Regions from separate parts of the Mus musculus genome. Here region 2 is linked to region 1. A link is a loop called in an ENCODE intact Hi-C map of the cell type or tissue named here. Cell type or tissue: gastrocnemius. All regions are shown on one strand. Each heading gives the region's core, and the rest is flanking DNA. Links, peaks and the distances in the headings are about the cores only. Region 1 overlaps Ube2i (ubiquitin-conjugating enzyme E2I). Region 2 overlaps Unkl (unkempt family like zinc finger).

Region 1 (7,314 bases), core at 1,098-6,097:
GGATTCCAACTTCATGAGGCTCTCAACGCTGCCTGGTACCTTAAGGCCCAAAGATCCAGGTGGGGAGAACAGAACACATCCCTGTACACAGTCCTATTTACAAAGAACCAGATGAAGATGGAGCTGCATGGGGCCTGGGCATATCCCTAGCAGAAGCTGAGACCTCCTAGGTGCTGGTCCTGGGGCTCAGCCTTGGTGCCTGGCAAGGACTGCAGCCATGTGAGGAGGGCCAGGTGTACTGAGATAGATACCTCCTCACATTTTAATGATGATAATGCAACAAAAACCTTTATATAAACAGTTTATTTACTCTAAACAGCAACACAGACGAAACGCCATATAAACACAAAGGAAGTGGTGCAGGATGGAAATGCTGGCCAACTTTGGATCTGAGGCTCATAAGCAACAGCCCAGGTTTCTGAGAAGGACGAGGGTAGGGAAGGAGGGACAGTGTGGTTCTGTCACACAGCCAGATGGAAGCCAGAGCTCTGAACAGTGGGAAGCATGCCTGCATCCGAGCGCGACGCAAAGAAACTAGCTGCTAGGGGCTTACCAAGTACAAAAGTTTATCACTTTACAGCAGTTGAAATACTGACATCAATATTAAAATAAAAGCAAGTTTTACTTAATAATCAAAAATACAAAAGACTGAATATGCCAGTGGCGGAAATGGAAAATGGCGCCCGCTCAACCCTCCCAGGCGACTAGTAACTGTACGGAGCGACTTAGATCTGCAAAAGGTTGTAAACAAGTTCTTGCCAAGCCAATCCCTTCCTCGTCATGGAGCCCAGGGCCGCTGCTTATGAGGGGGCAAACTTCTTCGCTTGTGCTCGGACCCTTTTCTCATATTCCACTCTGTTTTGGCTAAGGGGGTCAAGAGGAAAAAAAGAGAGTTAGATAGGGCGGCAACATGACCTGCTTGCTGAGATGGAGAGAACCCACCCAGTGCCTGCCCAGGAGCAGGGAGGCAAAGTGGTTGGTTATACCAGGTGGCCCTGTGACAGGGGAGGGGCGACAACCTCCCTGGAAGGTTCTATGTCCACCTCAACATCAGGAACAGAACATAGGCAAACACATGGGAGACAGAGTGTCCTCGGCCTCTTGCAGTGTCACTACCCATGCTGTGCTGAGCCTTTTGCTAGATAGAGTCAGGGCTTTGCTGCCCAGGCTCGAGTGCAATGGTGCTCCAGTAGACTCCCACTACTGCCTAGTAAGTGCCGTCTGTGGCTCCACTGCTGGGAAGCCACGTCAGTGGTGAACTCACTCTACCACGGCCTCTCAGCTCAGGTGGGAACACAAGTGTGTATGTCCACCTAGCAAACTCAGGAAGCCTGCTCTTAGACAGGTGGAGAGCAGCTCACTGGCACTGGGTTTTGTTCAGTTCTGAAGACAGGTAAGAGCATCTGTGGGCTTTCACTGTTGAGACTTCAGACCTAGGCTAGCCTGCACTGTGAATGGGAACAGAAAAGTGATGTACGGGAACAATGTGACCTTAAGGACCACAGAACAAGAAGACATTTCCAGGCTGGGCTCCTTAGAGCAGCAGTCCTTAGGGGTCACAGTCAATAGTCCTGGCATAGCATGAGTCGCAACACATCAGTGACCTCGCAAAGTGTCCCTAGAGCAAGCCTGAGCCCAAGTTGCCTGGCCTCGGAGATTACAGACAGAGTGGCAGGTTCTTGTACCAAGGTCACCTCAGAAAGGCCCAGTATCAGAACCCAAACAGGGAGGACATAATACTTAGAAGCTCATGCTAGTCCTGGGAGGCGGCTGACATTACCATGATGACAGCAGCTCAGCCCTCAACCAAGAGTACTGCCATTCACTAAACAAGGCTATGACAGCAAGGCCACTCAGGAAGGAGGGGCAAGAGCTTCTACATACACAGTGAAAGCAGGCACAAAACATGTTATTGACAGAAACCCAGATGATGCAGGAGAGAAACCCCAGCACCAAGGACTGCACTAAGTGCTGGAAAAACAGAGCCATGTTAGCTAGCCGGGAACCACACCTTAAGGCCAACCGTGAACAGAGCTTGGTCTAAGGCAGAGTGCTGCTGAGCACCAGCGCAATGAGGGGCTCCAAGGGCTTGGCAGAAGCACACCGCTTCATGAGCTGCATACTCCTTGTGCCTGTGCCTGGTGCAGGCAGCACAACACAACACTGATGGAGCTGACCTGTCACAGCATCTTACACAGGGTCAGGCCTGAAAGACCCTGGAGCACAGGCAGTCAGTACACAACATTGCACCAATGGGTGTAAGCTACATTCCCAGGGATGCTAGACAGGCTTGCCCTGGCCACCAGAGAAGGCAGCACACAAGTATCAAGGTTGGATATGCACCCAATTTTCTTCTGATTCCTTCCCTGACAATACAGTGCACACCCACTCCTTCCTGTCCCACATAGTTCTAGTGGGTTGACAGACCTCCCTAGAGCCATGGGCTAAGACAGGGGTGCCTGGGACTCTGCTCAGAGGACCTCTGCTCTATTTCCATTGGGGTGAGTAGGCGGTTGGTACTTGAGACACAGGGAGAACAGTGGGGTCAAGGTCCCTGCAGTAACACTAATCTTAGGAATGAATTCCAGCCACAGTAACTTTAGTCCTTGCCTAGATTAGCAGGATCCTCACAGTCAGCAAGGATGAAGCGTGAGTGTGTGCACTCACATACTCGTTGGACCTCTATTTTAAGTGTTTTCCGTGCTGCCTACAGAACTGGCTCAACTGTTATTCAAGTCCTAACTGATCATGGGAGGTTATTCTCCTTCAGTAGATAGAAAAAGAGCCAAGAGCACTCTATCAGCGAGGCTGTGTTATGCAATGGGCCACAACCTTTTATACACCTACCACAGATCACTCCAAATGGCCCATCAGTGCCCACACCACCTGTTCTATGCCCACAGTCACATCTGGGCCCTGTCCTTGCTCAGAGTAAGCTCCGTGTACACATGGCTCTGTTCCTGACCAGTCAGACATGCAGTGTCCTTGGTGGCTCTTGTGGTGCTGCCACCCAGTGGGAGTATGCGCCTCTTCCCCGGGACTCCCTCTCAGCTCTCATATCCCAGAGCTCCAACCTGACAGGCAGCCAGTCTGCACTTCCAGGAAAGGAAGGTTAGCCAGCTGGCAGTTGCTACTAACCAGTAAATTGTGTAGGCCTCTGCTTGAGCTGGGTCTTGAATATTTGGTTCATTTAGAAGTTCTTGTATTCCTAATAAGATCTGTAAGAGAAACAAAAACAATCAGCTCGCCGGGCATGGTGGTGCACGCCTTTAATCCCAGCACTTGGGAGGCAGAGGCGGGCGGATTTCTGAGTTCGAGGCCAGCCTGATCTACAGAGTGAGTTCCAGGACAGCCAGGGCTACACAGAGAAACCCTGTCTCCAAAAACCAAAGCAAACCAATCAGCTTACATTGAGAGGGCTTGTGAAAAACACTGTTGGCTACTGTGACCAGGACAAACCCCTAAGAGGGCAGTCAGGTGCTACTCCATACCTGTTTGATGGTGATAGCTGGCCTCCAGTCCTTGTCTTCCTCCAGGATGGACAGGCACACTGTGCCAGAAGGATACACGTTTGGATGAAACAGTGGGGGCTCAAATTTACCTGGAGGACAGGGAGGGGAAGGAATACTTTTGGAGGCAGATGCTGTCCCCATCCTGTGCTGGCCCTGACCGGTCTTCCTGACACTAGAGCTCTTTTAAAAGATACAAACTCAGAAACTCAATAGCAGAGGGTCCAGAAAGAGGAGAGTACGCCTTTCCTTCCTGAGGAGCTGAGCCTAGACAAAGCAGCCAGAAGACACCATGGTCAGGAGCCAGAGGGACTAAGCCTATGCTCTTCTCATGTTCATAGGAAGAGGAAAGAGGCTAGAATGCATGCCCCAAAGACCTTTTCAGTGTACACAGGCTTCAAGTACACCACATTTCTCTACAATAGTAGAAAAATCTACTCCAAACTCAGGTACTATTCTATAGCTGATACTTGAGAAGGTGCCTCACTTTGATCTAGGCAACCTTCTTTCGCTTTATTTTCAAACCTGTACACCCCCAAAAGTACAAGTCTAAAGGCAGCTTGTTTTTTAGTAAATGAAGGGGTCTGGGGGGGCGGGGGGCAGCTCTGCGGCAGCACACTTCCCTGGTATACATCAGGTTTTGGCTGAGTTCCCAGTACTACAAACAAATGAGCTGAGCAGCAGCATCAACTACACACCTATACCAACTACTCTGTAGGCTAAGCAAGAAGATTATGAATGGAAGGCCAGCCTAGGCATCTTAGTGATATCTTGTTTAACAAACAACAAAACAGGGGTGAGGTGGGGTTGGATAAAGGGCTTAGAGGTTAGGAACACTAACTGTTCTTCCAGAGGATCGGGGCTCGTATGGAGACTTACAACTACTGCTGCTCTGGGGAGGGAATGAATGTTTGTTCCTTCTTTTCTTTCTTTTGTTTTTTAAAAGTGGGTTTCTCTATACAGCCCTGGCTGACCTGCCTTGAACTCTGGTGGGATGAAAGATGCCACCCCCACCCCCAATTTTGTTAAACCCTTACTGTCCTCGAGCTTTAAATAAAAGAAAGGTGGGAGTGTAGTGATGGAACGCTTGTCTAGCTAGCATCTGTGAGGCCCTGGGTTCAATCCCAAGCATCACAAAATGCTAATAAGTTAATAAGAATGAGACAAAGCATCAACACCAGCATTAAGGCTGAATCCTAGAAACCTCCCTAACTGCTCTGTGCAGACAGAATGGCTCTGAGTTACTGCATGCCTCTCCAAGCAGAGCTGTGAGGAAGGACCTGAGAGTGACTTATGCCATGGGCACAATGATAAGCAAATGGAGAGGGTTTGGGTGTCAAGACCCCAAACTAATTTCATCAGTTCCTCCAGCCCATCTGTCTCACAATTGGGCCAGGCCTCCACAGAGGCACTTCTGGCAGCCACCTTAATTTTTTTTTTTTAAAACCCACTGAAGAGTGATTGCACACACCTCTGATCCCAGCACCTGGTAAGCAGAGGCAGGCAGATCTCTGAGTTTGAGGCCAGTCTGGTATGTGGAGGAACTTCCAGGACAGCCAAGGCTACACAGGAAAACCTGTTTCACCCCAACCCCAATTTTTTCCCTGTTTTTAATATGTGTAGATATATATGTTTAATATGTGTAGATATATATGTTTGTGGATCATGTATGTGTAGCGCTCATGGAAGCCAGAAAAGGGTGTCAAATCCCCTAGGACGGGAGTTGTAGTGGAACTGTCATGGGATGTTAGAATCCAACCTTGGTCCACTAGAGGAGCAGCTAGTATTCTAACCCAGAGCCAACACTTCTGCTTTAAAGCTCACCTTATCTCTGGGTCCCTTACTCATCAGTGATTCTCAACACAAGTCTGCTCCAGCAGGCATCTTTCCAATTCTGGGCTCTTCTTTGTGTCCTTTAACTTGTACTTTGCAAACACAAGTTTACTCTTCCTTGCCAACCATGTTTACTTCTACCAGCCATACCTTGCATGAATCTCAGCTGGCCCATGAGCCCCTCCCTGTTTTTAGCCTCACTCAGCAATAGAAGCTGCTTTGAGCTGCATGGATCAGACATTAAGGAACCCACCATTTTGCTGTCTGGGGGTTTAGATGCTCCATCTTGCTTCCCTTTAATCTCAATTATTTCCCAGGCTGCTACTAATACACACCTGCACCAACTCTTTGACTTCTGATTCTTACCAACCTGGCTTCCGTGGTGTTCCTGTCTTTGTGAACATGTGTGAGCATTTCTACTGGTAGTTCTACAGAACAGTGGCAGGTCAGCTTTACTGGTGACAGCAGAGATCTTCCAGAGAAACAGCCTTCACATAACCCAGCAAGGGCCAAGAGCTTCTGCTGCCCAGCCCTTGGCTGCCTCAGGTCTCCTTCTCGATAACCCAGAAGAGCCTGACAAACGTGTACTCTGCTCCGTTGCATCCCTAGCTGGTGTCTTCTAAGACTGACTTAACTCCAGGGTCACAATTATAGCCAATCCCCAAGGCCAACACCGAGTACAAGACCTCTCTCCCATGGCATTTGGTACCACTACAACAGCTCAGTTCCAAACGTCTGCAGGCTATGCTCCATTTCTTCACGTTCACCTTTTTCCTCCTAAGCATGCTTCTTGGTTTTCCTAGCCAGTTTTGAGAGACTTGTCTCATTGTATTTGCTCAGGATTCCAGCACCACACGAAAGGAAAGAGACCAACAACTCTGTCTACCTCAATCCTAGCTACATACCCCTTAAAAGAAAAAACTAACAAAAGAACTCAGGCAGACAAGGAAATCCCAAACAGAACAGGCAAGACTCCATCTAGTGGTTCCCAATAAACTATGTTTTAGTACTCCTGGGGAACTCTGCATCAGGTAACATCTATTTATAAACCAGCTCAGACCTGGCCTTACTTATCCTGGGCAGAATGGTGGTGGTGGGCACTGTACCCCCAAGCAAGTTCTGCTGAGCTGAACAGAGATCAGTCCAGCCTTCTCTTCTGACCCCATGGTCTGAAGGCCATGAGCATCCCACAGAACACAGCAGATGGGGATGAGTAAGAGTCTCCTCTCTCCTTTAGTGCTCTGAATGGAACTCAGCTGATATATGCTAACCACTCACGTAATCTATGGGAACTTACAGACTCGAGTTCTCCTGTGGGCACAAAAGCACCCAGAAGCTTCAGCCTGACACAACTCTCCCTCTGCCATGTGTGGTACATCCTAATAGGCTGGGATTAGAGACCACACTAATTACATGCGCATCTACCCTGGGACTTGTCATCCAAGACAACTCACCAGGACCGACTATCCCAGCACTGGCACCTGCCTACTAGGCCAAGCACTCACAGACATGGCTCCCAAAGGGTGGTGGTAGTGCTGGGAAGTGGACTGCAGGCTCTTTGCACAACTTACATTTTGGTGGTGAGGACGGATAGTCATCTTTGAAAAGCATCCGTAGCTTGAACAAGCCTCCTTCCCATGGAGTCTGTGGGGAGGGAACCAAGGTTAGACCAGTGGCTCACTTGCCAAGGTAAGCCCAGGAGAAGTTTCCTGAAACCTGGGTCCTTTGGGCTTCTTCTCTAACTGCCCTACACCACCATTACTGCATACTCTGCAACTGAGCCTTGTATAGATGAACCCAAACTATGTTTTTGCTCAGACACTAAGCTGACCTAGAGGTCTGGGTTTGGTGAATGCCTGAAGTTATAGGAGACCATCCCTCTTACATGTGCTGGACAAGGGCAGACAACCGGCTGCACTCAGGCCCATGAGTGTAAAGAAACACGGCCTGGGTTCTCCATGGGCACCTCACC
Region 2 (7,314 bases), core at 1,172-6,171, 54 kb before region 1:
GTAGTAACCTCATGTCCCCTTGAGTGCCTAGGGACACTGTTCTCCTCATAGACAAAGGTAGTGGATTTGTGACTTCACTGCTCTCAGAATAGCTTCAGGGTCAAGAGACCTGAACAGAAAACCAGCAAAAATAATAAATGGTGCTGTCACTACTGCCTGGCCTTAAGAGGACCAGTGAATATCTTTCTAAAAAAGATGGAAAATCGGACAAAGAAAAAAAAATGAGTTCCAGAGGTAGGAATTTTTGACCCTAAACCCAAACTGACGGTGAAGCTGCCAGAAAGCATGGGAAGAGCGTGGAATGTGGTCACTTAACCTAAGTCTCAGATTCTACTTGGCTGCAGAAGGCAGAGCCCTGGGCCACCTCACCTCATGCCCCACAGTGTGTCCCTGAGCCAGCTGTTCCTCGCCCCTGGGAGGCGTGACTCCTATGGTGGACACTCAGGTTCATCCCGTTCGCCTTTGCATCCCTCAGGGGGGGCATGGTCACTGTAGGCTCATTTGCCAGATTCTTAGCACACGGGGTATGCTTTTCTGTCCTAGGTCTACGCCCTGTCCTAGTGTGAAGCACGGTGACGAGTGGGGCGAGCCCTCACGGTGTGACGGTGGGGACAGCTGTCAGTACTGCCATTCCCGCACGGAGCAGCAGTTCCATCCTGAGGTAGGCATTGGTCAGGGCCAGACAGGACTACTGGCAGCTCAAGAGGGGCTGGCTGTGTGTGGGATCCTCACTGGAAGGGCATGTAGGACTCAGAAACGCCACATGCTATGAGATGTATTAAATCAGCCTTGGAGGAGTTAGGGAAGTGGGGTGGGAGCAGGAAGACAGGAAGGACCCGTGAAGTGAAAACAGCTTCGCCTCCCAGACAGGGAGTATAACCAGGAAGGGACAGTTGTCACTAGAGAGTTCCCACCACTCCCCTGGCACTGGCTGCCCTATTTCTAGTACCTACTGAGGTCCAGCTGATCGAGTGTAGCCCACAGCTCCAGCCTGGGTGCTATGTGAGTAAACTGCCTGTCCCTGAGCAACAGACTTTCAGTAGTGAGGATGTTCAGGGGTTCAAAGGTCACCACATAGATGGGAAGGACTGTCCTGTGGAATATTCTAGATAGGTGTTTGGCCCATTCCTTATGAGTTCCCCTTGGCTGCTCAGTCATCCAAACAGAATGCATTCAGATTTGAATTAAAATGAAAAAGTAGGGGGAGGAGATGTTTGAAGAGGGCTGCAATCTAGATGTAAAGTAAATACATTAATTAATAAAAGAATGAATAAGCAGACAAAATGTCCTTGGGCATCTAAGTCTGCAGGTAGTGGGGCTAGGCTAGTGGAACTGAAGGGCATAGCTGTATGCAGGCATAAGTGTGCTAGTGCAGGGGCTGTTGTCATGCCCTCCCTGAGCCTTTTGAGTGGGTAGTGTTGTTTTGGTATCTAGGGAATGTTGGCTCCTGGGTGCCAGTCTTGTCTTCGTTCTTTCCCAGGTCCCCATGGTGAAGTAGTGGGCAGTCTGGTCGTAAGATAGGTGCTTGTATAAGCACCTATCATTGAACAGGCATTGCTCGAGCTTCTGCTGTCTACCAGACAGACACCTTTCCAGAGTGTCAAGTAGTCTTTGCCTGGCGGTCTGACAGACAGACTTGGCTCTGACCAATACATTTTGCAGAGCGGAGGGTTTTTAGGACCAAGGGCATCTAGGGGCAAATGGTATGGTGGCCATCTGTCTATCACTAGAAAGGAAAGGGTTGTGTAGCTCAAAGATTTGGAGGTTCCCAGTCATGATCACAAGCATATCTCATAGTTACAGGGGCCTTGCACTAGGCCCTGCCTTGTCACCGGTCCAGCATCTTCTGGTCTAAGAGCCAGGCCTTCATGAGCTTTTGGAGACACTGCAGATTTGTTCTGCAGCTGGGAAGTGCTCACTCACTCTGTTTGCTTCGGTGTTCTAAGCGGCCAGCTGCGCTTCATAGAAAACAGATCACTAAGCCACCATGTTTTGTCTGATTTCCTAGATCTACAAATCTACAAAATGCAACGATATGCGCCAAACTGGCTACTGCCCTCGGGGCCCTTTCTGTGCCTTTGCACACACTGAGAGTAAGTAGACGATCTTCAGGGGGGTGTGGGGGAGGGGGCACCTCAGCCACCATGTGGCCAAGGAGCTCACTCAGCAGCTCCACAGTCTCACAGTGACCTGGGACTAGGCATGTCTGGGAATCCTGTATATAATGCCCGTTGAGATGGCTGGGGTGGGGGCAGGGAGAGGGGAGGGCTCATGCCTCATGGCTGGACCTGCCTTGCCCTTTGCACCTGGGACAGACTAGACCTGTGATGCTTGAAAGGACCCCTGTCCCCGGCCTCCTAGGTCCCACCTGCCTCCTGGGGATACGGATCTGTTGTCATTCTCGTGCTCACCTGCTTTGCTGCTGTCCTGCTGGGACTGAGTGTCAGTGGCTTTGTAGAGTCACTTTCTGTCCCTGTAGCTAGAGGTGCCAAGATCCTTAGTTGGGCTTGGCCAGCTGGCCTCAGACCCTACGGTCATTTATTGTCACATAGGCTCATAATTGATTCTCTAAAGCTGCTCCCCCAGCTCAGGAGTCTGAGTTCTGGTGGTTATAAAGCAGTTGCAAGCTCAGACTTCATTTTCTGTTCCAGTTGGAGTGGCAGCTGTTTCTGATCACACTTGACATGTTGTTGTTCATGTTAAAAATGATTGAACCCAAATAGCACTATTTGGGGCTAGAGAGATGGTTCAGTAGTTAAGAGCATGCATTGCTCTTGCAGAGTCGAGAGCTGAATTCCCAGCACCCACAACCGCTAGGGAATCAAATGCACACTCAGGGACCCCCGGAGCACCTGTACTCACATGCACACATCCACACAGAATACACACCTTAAAACAGATGTACCAACCATTGAGCCACCTCTCCAGCCCCTAAAAAGAATTTTTTTTTTTTTTTTCCGAGACAAGGTTTCTCTGTGTAGCCCTGGCTGTCCTGGAACTCACTCTGTAGACCAGGCTGGCCTCGAACTCAGAAATCCACCTGCCTCTGTCTCCCAAGTGCTGGGATTAAAGGCGTGCACCGCCGCCATCACCACCCAGCAAAAAAGAATTTTTTATTTTAATTTCATGGCTCTGTGTGGGCTGGCCTGCCACCCAGAACAAGGGAAGTGGTTACAACATCAACCGGTCCTCTCCACCTGTCCTGTGGGCCAGCTGGCGGCCCCTCAGTGCCAGTTTCTCTTTTTTTTCTCTTGGCAGAGAGCCTGGCTATGGTGAACGAGTGGAGCTGCCGTGATCTCAGTTCCAACAGCACCTCAGCTTATAGCAGCCAGCCTGGAAGTGTAAGTGGACACTGCTTGGATCAGTCCCACTGAGGGGACAGGCATGGGGTGAGGTTTGGGTGGTGTGGCTGAAAGCAGCCTACATGTGGAGTTGTGATTCCTCCTCAGATAGTCTAGAAAAGTCTTGCCTGGGCTGGAGCAGGACATCATGCCCCTGCTGCACTGCTTTGTGGGATTCGGCCTTAGCGGGCATCTGGTGCCTTGCCAGCCCTCGACTTGGCAGATCCCTTGGGCTGTCCGTCCTAGGCAGTTGGAGGTCATCAACAAGTGGTATCTGATGCAGCATCTCAGTCTGTTACTCGGCATCCCCATGCTTTGGGTGAGGGGCGTCCTGTATCTGATGGGTGTGATGAGGATGGATCGTTCTCGGACTGAGAAGTCACTTCCTGTTCGTGCCAGAGTCAGCCACTAGAGTAGGTCCCTGGGGAGCCATCCCAGGATAGGGACAGGATGTTCAAAAACGGATTTAAAATAGCATTTGGTTCTAAACAGTTTGTGTGACATTGACGTAGTCCTGAGGTTGCTGGGCAGTGTGGTTTATGCCCAGCATTCAGGAGGTGGAGGTAGGAGGTCTCTGAGTTTGAGGACAGCCTGGTTTATAAAGTGAGTTCCAGAAACCCTGTCTTAAAACAAAACAAAACAAAAACAAACTATTAAAAATGAGGGGAAAAAAAGAAGTCTCCCTGAATTAGTTGAACAGAGCCGCTCTGCTCAGCTCATGCAGTCAGGGTGTCGCTGCACTTGGTTGCTAAGCCACTGTTGGACCCTGAGTCTGTTAGGGCTCCTGAGGTTCTGTAGGTGTTTCTTTGTGGTCTAGGGTTTAGTCACTTTTGTTCTTTGGCCCTTCTGCCTAGGATGGTCTTCTCTGGCTGGTAGGGCAGGCTCCATATGTGTTCTAGGTATGGCAGGCATCCTCTGCTGCTCTCGGCTCAGGAGGCCCCAGTCTGTGATGCTCTGTTGCTGGTGTCAGTGAGCTCTCCCGAGAGTCCCTCTCTCTCTGAGTGAGGGTGGAGGAGTGCCTGTGGATGAGTCATCTCTACATTCTTTCCTGCTCTGGGCCTGGAACCCTGCGGGCACTCTATACTCAGAACTTTCCACGTCTCTTGGAATTGTCACAAAACCCTCACAGGGCCACTTGAAATGCTGGGAGCTCTTCTCCTTCAAGGAGGCACAGCTGGGCCTGTCTTAGGGTTTCATTGCTGTGAAGAGACACCATGACCAAGGCAACACTACAAAGGACAACATTTAATTGGACCTGGCTTACAGGTTCAGAGGTTCATTATCATCATGGCAAGACCATGGCGGTGTGCAGACAGGCATGGTGCTAGAGTAGCTAAGAATTCGACATCTTGATCGGCTGGCAGCCACGAGTAGACTAGATTCCACCCTGTGTGTAGCCTGAGCAGAGCAGACCTCCCACAAAGTGACATACTTCTTCCAACAAGGCCACATCTCCTGGTAGTGTCACTCCCTATAGCCAGACTTTCAAACATGAGTCTATGAGGCTAAACCTATTCAAACCACCACAACCTCCCTTGGGCAATTCTGAACAGACTTAGCCTTGGTGCTGTTTGGGTCAAGCAAGAGATCTGCACACACCGGGCGGTGGTGGCGCACTCCTTTAATCCCAGCACTTGGGAGGCAGAGGCAGGTGGATTTCTGAGTTTGAGGCCAGCCTGGTCTACAAAGTGAGTTCCAGGACAGCCAGGGCTATACAGAGAAACCCTGTCTCGAAAAAAACAAACAAACAAAAAAAGAGACCTGTACACACCCAGGCCATTTTGTTGAATAACTCCTTGGCTTGGTACATGTGTCAAGGCCTGTCTTTCCCTGAGTGATCCAAATGTGGGAAGAGCTTTGGGTACCAGTGAACAGGAACTGTGTAAACACTTTCTCAGTGTTTTGTAGGGTTGTTGGTTATTGTTTTGGTTTTTTGGTTTTTTTTTTTTTTTTTTTTTTTGAGATGAGGTCTTATTCTATGACCTAGGTTGGCCTCAAACTCAACGATCTGCCCGCCTCAGTCTCCTTTGTAATGGGATTACAAGCCCAGTCCAGCACACCAGCTCCAGCATTTTCTAAATTGTAAACAAAGTGTAGGCCTATGTGTTTTCAGGAGATGTCTCCTTGCCTTTCTAACCTGAGCGGGTCTTCTATTTGCAGGCCAAAAGGAAAGACTCCCCCTCTGAAGGAAGCCAGAAAGCTACTGAGGACAGCAAGCAGGTACAGCATCGCATGGCTTTCTGTTAGGCCTTTCTGTGTCCGCACTCTACTGCTGAGTTAAGCCCCCAGTCCCACTGCCTACTTGTTCTGTAATTGTTTTCTTTCTTTTGCTCATATTCATGTGTCCTTTGTTTTACTGTTCAAAATACTTAAGACTGGTGGTGACAGTGATACACGCCTTTAATCCCAGCACTTGGGAAGCAGAGCAGACAGATCTCTGTGACTTCAGGGCCAGCCTGCAGAGCTCGTTCCAGGACACAAAGAAACCCTGTGGTTCCCCACTCCCCTCACCCTGAAAATTGTGACCTACCTTGAAAACAAAATCAAAGCCTTGTAGCATTTTTTTTCTCTGGGAAATATAGGCCCTTGAGTCAGCTGCAGCGACTGTAGCCAAGTGTTTCAGGCAGAGGCCTGAGCAGCAGAACTCTCTTTTTTTTTATTTTAAGATTACTTTTTTTGTTTTGTTTTGTTTTGTTTTGTTTTGTTTTGTTTTGTTTTTTTCGAGATAGGGTTTCTCTGTATAGTCCTGGCTGTCTTGGAACTCACTTTGTAGACCAGGCTGGCCTTGAACTCAGAAATCCACCTGCCTCTGCCTCCTGAGTGCTGGGATTAAAGGCGTGCGCCACCACGCCCGGCAAGACTTACTTATTTTTATGTATAGGAGTACACTATAGCTGTACAGATGGTTGTAAGCCTTTTCATGTGGTCGTTGGGACCTCTGCTTGCTCCAGTCGGCCCCACTTGCTAGGCCCCTGCTTGCTTTGGCCCAAAGATTTATTAATTATTATAGATAAGTACACTGTAGCTGTCTTCAGATGCACCAGAAGAGGGCGTCAGATCTCATTATGGGTGGTTGTGAGCCACCATGTGGTTGCTGGGATTTGAACTCAGGACCTTTGGAAGAACAGTCAGTGCTTTTAACTGCTGAGCCATCTCATCAGCCTGCAAAAGAACTCTTATTTCCAATTCCTTGAGGTTAGAGACTGAGCTAAAGGTGGGGTCAGGCCTGGGGCCTCTCCTGGGCCCACAGACATGTGTACTCACTGGCTTCACAGGGTTATCCCTTGGCACATGCCTTTGTCCTCATCTCTTACAAGGACAGTGATCTCATTATAACCTACTGAGTCTGTAAAGATTCTTGGGTCCAGATTAGGTTACACCCAGATGTCTTGGTCATAAGGGTTCCCACATGTGGATTTAAGGGGCACTGTTTAGCCCATCCTCCCATGTTCACGAGCCTAGCTTGTTTATTAGAGTGGACATCAGTGGCTCTGGGGAGCCTCCCATCTGAGAATACAACCTGTCTGTGTTCACTAAAGCTCCCTAGCAATACCCTGGTCCTGTGATGGGGGCTTCATGTGCCCTTAACCTCAAGGCCTCTTCCCTAACCAGTTTAGCTTTTCTATGTTAGTTCGGACTAAGTTGTCTGTTTTAGGAAACAAATTTTTGTCTTGATACAGCTGCCCCAATGACTCAAGATCATTTGTGTTTCCTTACGCCATAAAAGGATGGTGACCATTGCAAGGCAACGCAATCCATGACTGTAACCCCAAATCCCAGGACTTGGTAGGCCAAGTCAGGTTCATGAGTTCAAGGCTAACCTAGGCCATAGGGTAGAACCCTATCTCAAAATTAATAAGTAATCAATCAATCAGTTAATCAGCACTGGCTCAGAACTTGCTCTGAGTGAATTGTCACTTCCTCTCCTTCCTGTGATTTCTGCTGTCCACACGGAGCCAGGGCAAGGAGAGGA

The links. A loop is a pair of places that touch in the nucleus more often than their neighbours do. Peaks named below come from ENCODE experiments on the same cell type or tissue, not always from the same donor. Only the 100,000 strongest peaks of a DNase experiment are listed, where the experiment ranks them.
Region 2: it touches region 1 in a loop (2.2-fold over the local background); 4 of 42 quality-filtered maps call a loop at or near these places.

What each region holds. Positions count from the first base shown.
Region 1 is chr17:25,261,628-25,268,941 of GRCm38, forward strand. It overlaps Ube2i (ubiquitin-conjugating enzyme E2I), which reads right to left. Exons shown (of 7, transcript NM_001177610.1): 4 at 6,914-6,986; 5 at 3,492-3,601; 6 at 3,139-3,218; 7 at 1-864. The coding sequence ends at 801. Among named protein-coding and RNA genes, the nearest start is that of Ube2i, 8.1 kb to the right of the region's middle. In gastrocnemius, for the core only: a CTCF peak has its summit at 3,020 (motif pointing left); no DNase peak of the experiment used is centred there; H3K27ac peaks cover 396 bases.
Region 2 is chr17:25,207,546-25,214,859 of GRCm38, forward strand. It overlaps Unkl (unkempt family like zinc finger), which reads left to right. Exons shown (of 15, transcript NM_001197024.1): 6 at 544-661; 7 at 2,009-2,093; 8 at 3,259-3,341; 9 at 5,502-5,561. Among named protein-coding and RNA genes, the nearest start is that of Gm52286, 22 kb to the left of the region's middle. In gastrocnemius, for the core only: no CTCF peak of the experiment used is centred there; DNase peaks (open chromatin) are centred at 3,259 and 3,519; H3K4me3 peaks cover 210 bases; H3K27ac peaks cover 2,802 bases.